2 separate regions of the Mus musculus genome follow, and region 1 is linked to region 2. The links are chromatin loops, found by intact Hi-C in ENCODE. Cell type or tissue: heart. All regions are shown on one strand. Region 1 has its middle 63 kb from the start of Gm39837. Region 2 overlaps Tbr1 (T-box brain transcription factor 1).

What was found. A loop is a pair of places that touch in the nucleus more often than their neighbours do. Peaks named below come from ENCODE experiments on the same cell type or tissue, not always from the same donor. Only the 100,000 strongest peaks of a DNase experiment are listed, where the experiment ranks them.
Region 1: it touches region 2 in a loop (2.7-fold over the local background); 7 of 42 quality-filtered maps call a loop at or near these places.

The regions. Positions count from the first base shown.
Region 1 is chr2:61,965,930-61,970,929 of GRCm38, reverse strand. It overlaps the pseudogene Gm13555. Among named protein-coding and RNA genes, the nearest start is that of Gm39837, 63 kb to the right of the region's middle. In heart, a CTCF peak has its summit at 2,966; no DNase peak of the experiment used is centred here.
Region 2 is chr2:61,812,709-61,817,708 of GRCm38, reverse strand. Tbr1 (T-box brain transcription factor 1) reads right to left here. Exons shown (of 6, transcript NM_009322.3): 6 at 3,595-5,000. Among named protein-coding and RNA genes, the nearest start is that of Tbr1, 11 kb to the right of the region's middle. In heart, a CTCF peak has its summit at 2,603 (motif pointing left); no DNase peak of the experiment used is centred here; H3K4me3 peaks cover 1,455 bases; H3K27ac peaks cover 1,176 bases; H3K27me3 peaks cover 2,630 bases.

The sequences.
Region 1 (5,000 bases), 150 kb before region 2:
ATGTATGGACTTATGTCTGGTCTTCATTGATAAATTCCACTTATCAACATGTTTGCTTTTATGCCAATATCATGTTATTTTTATTAATATAGCTCCATATTACAACTTGAGGTTGGAATGGTGAGACAGGATAATAAATATAACATTAAGTTACTAATATGAGATATCCCCAATTTGTGGGCAGATAGGCACTTAATACTATGAACTTTGATCCGAGTAGCCAAGACCTGTAGAACAACATGCCTAAATTTTATTGTATATGTATCTTACCCATGATTCTCTGTCTGTGAAGAAGACACAATGCAGTGGATGGAAACACAAAGAGAATGTGAAAGACTATTACCAGAAATGGATGGAAGAGCAGGCCCAGAGCCTGACTGACAAAAAACAACAGCTGCATTTCAACAAGGAAAGATCCCTCCAGCTCCATTCTCTGCTCCTCCTCCTCCTCCTCCTCTTACAGGGGCCATGCTCCCACTTCCCCCCAGTCTCCTGGGCCCTCCTCCTGGCATGATGCCTGCATCCCACATGGGAGGTCGTCCCATGATACCAATGCTGGCCCCTCCTTCTCCTGGATGATGCCTGTGGGACCTGCTCCTGGAATGAGGCCACTCATGGGAGGCCACATGCCCATGATGCCTCCAAAGATGAGACCTCCTGCCCGCCCTATGATCATGCCCACTTGGCATGGCATGACTCAGACAGATAAGAACAGAAGGGCTCTTTATCATTTGGTATTTCTTGTTCTGTTTCACTAGGATATCTTGGTGTTGAGCCTGGGTGTTTACTAGCTGCATAGAAGGGCATTGCCCTTCTTAATAGAGAGAATAGCTTTAGAGGGAGATGACATACAAAAAAAGTGTGGCTTTCATTTATATTGTAAAATGTGAGAATAAAATTGTCAGCTGTTCTAGTTTTTTAGAAAAATGCTAAGAATTTGCCTCTTAGAAATACTTTCATTGTGTCCCATAGGTTTGGGTACGCTGTGCTCAATTCTAAAATTTTTAAATTTCTTTCTTAGTTTCTGTCTTGACCCATTTTTTATTCAGTAGTGTGCTGTTCATTTTCAAGTGTGAAAGAATCTTTAAAAAACCAATAATGGCCACTAAAATGTATCAAAGTGTGTTTTAGTTTGCTTCTCTGTTGCTGTGATGAAACAGCATAACCAAAAGCAACTAGGGACAAACATATTCACTTGCCTTACAGGTTATAGTCAATCACTGGATGAAAGTTGAGGTAGAACCCTAGAGTCAGAAACTTGAGATGAAAACATAAAAGAATACTGCTTACTGGCTTGCTACCACACTCAGAGGTTTGACTGCTTTTCTGATACAACACATGCTCACTTGCCCAAGAATAGTACTGGTCAGAGGGGCTGGGCCTTTGTACATCCGTCTGCAATTAAAAAACAAAAAGTCCTCCATACATGTCCACAGGCCAATCTAATAGAGGCAATTGTTCAATTAAGGTTCTCTCTCCAAGTTGACAACCAAGATTATCCACATCCAGGGTAAAAGCACTTCTCACGTAAGCCTGATGACCTGAGTTCACTGATCAAAACCCATGTAAACATAGAACCAATACCATGAAAGTTGTCCTCACATTTCCATACACATGCCATGGCATGATCATACCCACACATATGTTATACACACACCATACACAAACAATAACGATAAATGAAATTTTAATTGTTTTTGGAAACTTTGAGGGGATACATGGTTTACATTGAGGTATTCGAATATGCTTCTATAAGCTTTTTTTTTCATTTTCTAATTAGAGTATTATATAAAGACAATTTCTAAGACATTAGGCTAAGTTAAAAGAGACTCCAAAGATAGTACATGTCTAAACTCCTCACTCTCATAGGCTAAGCAGGAAGACTTAAAGTTCAAGATAAGCCTGGGTTATATAAGAATATCATATTTCAAAAAAAGCAAGAGGAAGGTGGAACAATAGGGCAGGTCAGTAATCCAGCATATGTATACCAAATATGAGTTCCTGAATTCATTCTCCAATACTGAGAGAGACAGTGAAAGGTCCCAACACTGTAAAAGACTATTTTATTGCCTCTCCTTCCTACCCCATAGTTAAGTTCTGTCAGAAAATCCATTATATTTGTTTTATATGTAAAGTCAAACAACATGGCTTACATTTATTTCTGTAACTGTCTTGCTGTATTTTGTCACATTCTCTAATCAGATCTCTTCTACTAATCTCTCTGTTGTATATGAAACTAGCAGAAGGCTATATTTAAATTGCTTTCCAATCACAGTGCTTCAAGAGACTTTAAAAACACATTAACCTCATGCAAGATAACATGATTTATTTTATGGATAAATAAAACATAATTACTAGCCCTAAACCTTCCCTAAAGTTCAAAATTAAATCGATAAACATAAACCGAGGGAAATTTTAACCTTAAAGGAATAAACTCTTGATTTTAAACATTTCAAAATCTCACTATAATTAATTCTGTGTGCCATAATACCAAAGCAGAACAAAAGGGTTGACTGGGGACACTGGAATCACAGATCTGGCTTTTTCTTTAGTATCATAGGTATAAACATATGTTACTTATTTAATTTAAAGTGCTTGTTCATATTTAGAAAAATAGACTCCTGCTTGAAAGAACGCACTTTGAACAGTACTCTTAACAATGCCTTCATTGTACTGCTACATAGTCTTTTTGTAAGCTAAAACCAACAGCAGAAATGCCTCTCTTATTTCAATAAGAGTGAAGACGATTTTAAAATTTATGTAGTAAAAACAATATGTGTGGGCCACCTGTTTGCTTTTTAACTAAATGGATTGGTATGGAATGACAGCTGCTGCAAAACCAACAACACTTCAAATACTATATATTACTTTGCCAAGAAGTCTTAAGTTTTGGTATCATTTGCTTTATTACCATGGGGCACATTAATAAAGAATCGTACAGAAAAAGAACTGCAATGAATATTTCTAGCCACTAAGTGTCACTGTTCATTTAAAATTTTTTAAACTGTACTGCAGGGCACGGTGACTCAATAGAATCTTTTGAATGGGGTCAATCTGGGAAGAAAAAGAAAGATTCAATTGCATAATACAAACTCACAGTAAAGCACAGACTCCAGCATTAGTATAAACTGCATAGAGGAATTCCTAGAGATAGAGGTGTTGCTCTCACTGCAATACCAACTGATCAAATCAGACATTTGTGAGCTTAAATAAGGTTTGAGCTACACTAAGCCTCATAATCTGTTTTTACCAATATAAATGCCAAAATTGAATTGCCACTATAAAGTCTGCCAAGTTTCTTTGTATTGTATGTCAGTATGCTGTTTTCCTTGATAGTGCCATCAATAAACATGTCTGGGGATCAACTGCTTACGATCAGATACACTACATTCATTGTTTCAAGCTGAGATGAAACTGTACAGAATGCCAGTGCCAGAGAGGTTCAAACTAAGCATTTGAAAGGGAAAGGAAGGCATACTTCCTATACCCAGTACCTAGACTCTTAAGATACTATGAAATTTTCCTCAATGTTCACAAGTCAGACTCCATTTCCTAGACACACATAAAATTTAATACAAAATCATGACGTTGGGTAGGAAATTTTTTTCTCCCTACTATAGGAATAAGGAATTCCCTTAAACCTAAGAGTAGAGAGCATCACATGTAGATGGGCCAAGGTGCACAAATAAGCTAAAGCAATGTGGTTTTTAGACAACCAAAAGAAGTGGGGAAAGAAGTCTACATAAGGTGTACTGACTAAAGGAACTTTTGGAAAAACACAGAAATGAAAAACGTAAGGTCAATAAATATTAACATACAAATAAAAGATAAAAGAAACCACTAAAATTATACAACATGAGAATGATACTTTAAAATAGCATATTCAAGCCAGGTGTGGTGGCACACACCTTTAATCCCAGCACTTAGGAGGCAGAGGCAGGCGAATTTCTGAGTTTGAGGCCAGCCTGGTCTACAAAGTGAGTTCCAGGACAGCCAGGGCTATAAAGAGAAACCCTGTCTCAAAAAAAAAAAAAAAAAAAAAAAAAAAAACCATATTCAAAACACTAATCAGATAAAATTGGGGAGGAAAGGTTTGTAGTAGCAAGTGAAAACTTAAAAATATTTTAAACATACATATTTCAAAGAGTTCAAGATTCTTTAAAATGTTTAAATGTAGCCAGGCATTGTTACACATCTTTAAGCCCAAATACTCTAGGCCAAGGCAGGAGGATTTTTGTGAGCTAAAGGCCAACCTGGATTACAAAGCAAGTTCCAGACAAACTAGGTAATTACAATGAGACCCTGTCTTTAAAAGAAAACAAACAGACAACTAAATAAATAATTTAAATGTCTCATGCCTAACGTATCATTTTCCTGAAGAAAAAAAAAAAAAAAGTTCACAATCCTGACGGGAAGCAGGCAGGCTGACTACAGATTTTCACTTTTCCTTCTGCCTCTCCAGATCCAATCCCCACATCCATCGACAGCTCTGCTGTAGAACACATGTTGTGGGCTCCCTTTCCTCTCTGACCACACCCCCAATGGATCAGGAAGATCTCCAAATCTTCCTTCTCCCAATGCATTCCATTATTCTAGCCTCCAACACCATTAAGCATTCCCTAAAAACATACCAGATGAGCAGGCCAGGAAAACAGGCAAGCTAACTGAAGACCTTCACCGCTCCCTCTTCTCTTTTGATCAAAATCCAATCTTCCAGTCTTACCCCTAGTTCTGCAACAGAACACTTGTTACAGCTTCCTCCTCTTGTCATTGCCCATATCTACGGTGAATCCCACAGACTTCCTCTCCTAAACTACCTCCTCCCATCCTGACTCATTGCTTGACCTCAGCCACCAACTCCAACAAGGCACTCTCTGGTACCCATCAGGCCACTCTTGCCAGGGAAGCAAGTAGGCAGACTAAAGATCTACCCTACTCCTCTTCCTCCAGATCATCTGCAGCTCTATAACAAACATTCTGGGGTAACCTCTATTCAGGCC
Region 2 (5,000 bases):
CAGCTTGTGGTTCAGCTGCACTGTACTAATAATGTCACAGTTAGGATATTTATTAAATTAAATATTACCAGCAAGTGTCTTTTAAATGCCATACTCCCAATACTAGATTTTATATTTACTTCAGAGTTAGCATAGTAAGAAGGGGAGCTATCAGTAGAAAGTCTATTAAGCCATGTTTTTCCCCCACATTGGATTAATGGAACTATTCAAATCAAATTTTTCACGCCATGCCTTGAACACCGCTGCAAAGCATACTGTGGGTGTAAAATACACGCAAGGCACATAATAATCAGCTCAGATGAGACCAATGACTTGTACAGCATCAAGTTTACTTCACTGTGAAAGCAGAGGGGCTTTCTTTCAAGTGACTATATTTCTCTAAGTGTGACAACCTAATATATAAGCCAAAGAGGGAAAGCAAAATGACATACAACTCTCAAAACAACTGATCTAAACTAAGTATATAAGACAATAGCTAAACTCTTGCCTGTTTGCCAGTCTTCTCAGAGAGACTCTCATTTTCTTGATCTGGGAAAAGAAAATCTAACTTCAATGACTTTAGTAATTTACAAAGATTTGAAATACTTAAAAGTTCCCAGCTACATTTAAAAAAAAAACAAAAAACAAAAACCCTGATTTCATATTAGGCTACAATATTACTCATTTCAATATTAAAATTAGCCATACAGTTGCCAACATACTTAATTAAATATTTTAAAATCTGAATCGAGTTACTGGCCTCAAAGTTGTGTAGTTCATACATAAGCTTATCTATTGTTGCTGTTTCTTTCAAGGGAATCTAATCAGGTTTGTTTTAACACAGGATCATAGGTTCCACTCTTTTTTTTCTATCCCTGTGACTGACTACTGAGACACACGCACGCAACGTGCTGCACTTGAGACCAAGTTGAATGCTTTTATAAAATCATTTATGAACAAGCATTGTCGGACTATCAGTATAGTTTTACACTCTTTAAGAATGTATGTGGCCTCCGTTCAATAAAGCTTTGTTTCTAACCTGGATCTAAATGAGCCTTTAAAACTGCGGTGCTAAAAGAATAAATACTATCACCCCTCAAAACGTGAGTCACATGGGAAGTAAGAACCATTAACAGTTGGATTTGTCAGAGAATATAACTTCAGAATTTAAGGACATCACGTTGTCCATCTGCCCTAAGTTCCTACCTGCTAATTGCTTCCCATTATTTGTTTAAAAAAACAAAAAACAAAAAACAAAAAAAAACCAAAAAACCAGGAACAATGTGATTTGTGAAATAAACGGGTTAAGTTCCAGCAGATCAAAAAAAAAAAATCATAATGAAAATGCTGGTGGAGGTTGAAGGCAATTGAGTGCTGAGGCCGGAGGTGGTGACAGCCTGATCCTGCAGCAGAACCCCAGGCTTGCTCTCCACCCGCATGCCCACCGTCCTGCTCCTGCTGGCCTAGGCTGAGCAGCTCGCTTAGGCCTAGGCCTAAGGCCTGGGCTCTGGGTAGGCCCTCATCGCGCGGCCTCGGGGTCACCTCCGCCGCCTCTGCCCGGCGGGTTCTGCCTCCGGGCGGCGCCTCCGGACCCCAGCAGCCTCGATGGCCAGCACCGGGGCGAAGAGGCTGGAGGCCTGCAAGATGGCGCGGGTGGCCAGGGGCGGAAAGCGGGCGAGGGCAGACCCGAGTAGCGCGCTCTCGCCTCTCTGCTGCCTTCTTCCCTTGCGTGGAGACGCCATTGGGAAGTGAGGGGACTGAGTTGACGGCGAGGGCCGGCCATCCCCGGGCGGGCCTGGACTTGGGTAAAGCCACCCGGTACCCGGGGCGTGCCCTGGGCCGCCCCCAGGGCCCCAGTCGCCCGTCCGCAGCCACGGTCCCCTCGCTCCGCAGCCACCCAGCCTGGGTGCCGTCAGGGGGCCCGGAAAGCACGCGGCCCCCGAGAGGAGCGCGTGGCTGCAGCTTTCCCTCACGCTGACTCAGTCCACACAGCAGATGGCGGAGCTGCGAGGGAAACGACCTCGCCAGTGTTTTTGAAGCTGGCTAAGAGCAGCTAAGGCGCGTTTTGCTGCACGAGGCGCTCCGTTCCTGTGAAATCGCTCCTCGGAAGCTAAGGGCTTCGCTTACGCATTTGACACCACTCCGGGCCTCGCTCCTCGCCTGGACCCGGGGCCCGGGAGGCGGCGGCGGGGGGGGGGGGGGGGGTTGGAGGGGGCGCTCGCTCGGGGACGGCGCGCTCCCGCGAGCGGGTCTGGGGTCGGAGCGCGCGCTCGGCCAGCCCGCGGCCACGCGCCCTGGAGCGCTGACGCCCCCGCGAGCGCGCGCTCCTGCACGCGGCCCGGGGCAGCACGTGCTGCTGCTGCTGGGCCAGGCCAAGCGGGCTGGCGGGCGAGCGGGCGAGCGGGCGGGCGGGCTCCGAGCACAGCCCGGGGCGGGTGCACGGTCACGGGAGTACACTGCTCACTCCTCTCCCTACTCATATACACACACACCATGTTTGGTGCTTTTTTTCCCCGTCGTCTTTACTTCTTAGGTGAGGAGAGGGGAAAGGAAAAACAAAGGAAAAAAATCAGTCATCATTTTTTTCCCTCTCCATGGCACACGAGACTCCATGGAACGCCGTCTAGTGGCGGGATTGTCCAGGGAAGGCAAATCGGTGAAATCTCCCCCTCGACTTGTCATTTTAATTGCAATTTTGAAGCTTCGTTACATCTGTTGCACCACAAAGGTGACACGGGACACTCTCTGGGTGCTGATGAGTTTGATTCTGTCACCTCCAGGCCAACTGAGACTAAAGGAGAAGGTTGAACCATTTTCTTGTCCCTTTCAGGAATCACCCTCTTTGGAGACAAAAGTACAGAAGTCGCCTCTATGAGGTAAAGACAGACTTGCAAACTTTCTCATGAAATTCCTCATTGCCATTTGCTCTCAAGGGTGGGGACCTGACCTGGGTAAAACTGCAACTGAAGCGAGGATCCCCTTACAGAAGACACCGAGGTGACTCCAGGCATCACCCTCAATCCCCAGCCCCTCTCCAAAGCAAATTTTGAATTCGGTTCTTTAACAACAACCTTTCCCTGTGTTGGTTCTGTGGGTCTTTCTCCACCTCACCCGGAACAATGCCCTGAGACCTCCCTCTCTGAGAGGAAGGCCCGTCCAAGTTTGCATTTATAAAGATTCGCCAGTCACCTCCAAGGCCTCTTGGTAAAACCAAATCTTCAGCATCTGCAGGCAACAGTTTGTCTCTTGACTTGTCTTATATTGCACCCTACTCTAACCTAATGCCTCACAAATTACTGTGTGAACTTTAAAGAAATCCTTGGCTCAGCTGCAGACCCTCCTTGTCCTGTCATTTCAGCTTCGGAGAGAATGAGTGCTGGGACAAAGACAGTTTATATATTTTCCTAGAAAAGGCATACAGCAGCAAAGAGAACTATACTAACTGTAAATAAATAGGAAAAAAGTAATAGCTGGTGGTACTATAAAAGAGCGGGTGTAGGAAGTGGCTACTGTCAGACTGCCCAGAGCTAGGAAGAGGGGCTAGTCTTGCTTAACCCCTAAAAGCCATAACCTATAATAATTCTTTGCAAACTGTAAACTGCTCTCAACACCATATTTAGCATTTTACCAGATTTATTTTACTTGTTATACACAGACGATACAAACGAGCAGAAAACAAAACGATTCTCAGTGGAGTGTGTACTTGTATAAATTATTCAATTCACAGACAAAACAAAACAAATATAAAAAATCACAACATTTGATTTACAGGAGAGCCAAAGTATACCCACGTTTAGACCCTGAATTCCTATTAGGACAAATCCCCCCATAGACTGGAATCTAGATTGAATATTGTGTATGATGCATATTTCACATTGATTTTAAAGTACAAAAAAAGTATAAGTTTGCTACACAACATTAGAAATCCTACTAATCTATTTCCAGGGGGATTAATGCTCCTTATCAAATATAACAAGACTTGGGGGGAATCAGTCTTACTTGCAATAATGCTAGTGTTTTCCCAAGAAAGTCAAATTTCAGCTGTCTCTAAGTGGTGGGGGAATCGTTTTTCAAACTAAAATGCAGTAAAATATACAACTCACACAATTCATCTTCACTAGACTACACTATAGTTACCAACAATTCAGTCATCTATATCATTAGTAGATTACTCATTACAAAGATTTACAGCATATAAAGGTGGAGTGGGGTCTGAAAAGATAGTCAGAAACAGTTTATCAGCATATTTGGCACCTGCACAGACCAGTAATGGATTTGGCACTTTGGGGAAAAACAAATAAGGCAAAATAATATTGCTGATGTGGGGCCATTCCATTTAGAAGGAAGGGAGAAACACATAGAACTCCAGTTAAGTCCGCCTGGCAGGCATCGTGTCACTTACTCGACTCGCCTAGGAACAGACAACTAGCTTTTACAGGTGTTCAGGTGGATTCTCCTTAGCTACATTGTGTGCACCAGGGCACACAGTGGTTACATCATGCAACGAACTGAGAAGTGAGAAAGCCACCACTATGAAGTGCTTCGTGTTTCCAGAGCCTCTTAGAATATCTTTAATAACTCACAAGAAAACAAAGGGTGTGGGAGAAGAGAAAGAATGAGAGGAGAAAAAGAAAAGGAGAAGAAAGGAAAGGAATAAAAAGTTAAGCGTGAACTGGTTTTGTGCCTTGACAATGAGAATAAAAACTAGCCATTCGTTACAATAAATTAACACTATATACAATCATTTCACAGGCTTTGTTCCACTAAAAGTATTAACATCCCTACCATCCATCCATCCATCCATCCATCCACTCGGGTATAAGAAAGGACGCGCTGGGTGGGTGCAGGTTCTAGAGTCAACATCCTATGGTTAAATAGGGAGGCCAAGACAAGGCGGGTCGGAATCGCTGCTGCCTGGCAGGATTGCCCAGGTCTCCTAAAGTTGAAGAGTTTCATTCCAAGAGAAAGGAGAGGATGAGTGGGGCAAGGAGAAGGGGGTGGAAAAAAGACAGGGAGGATCA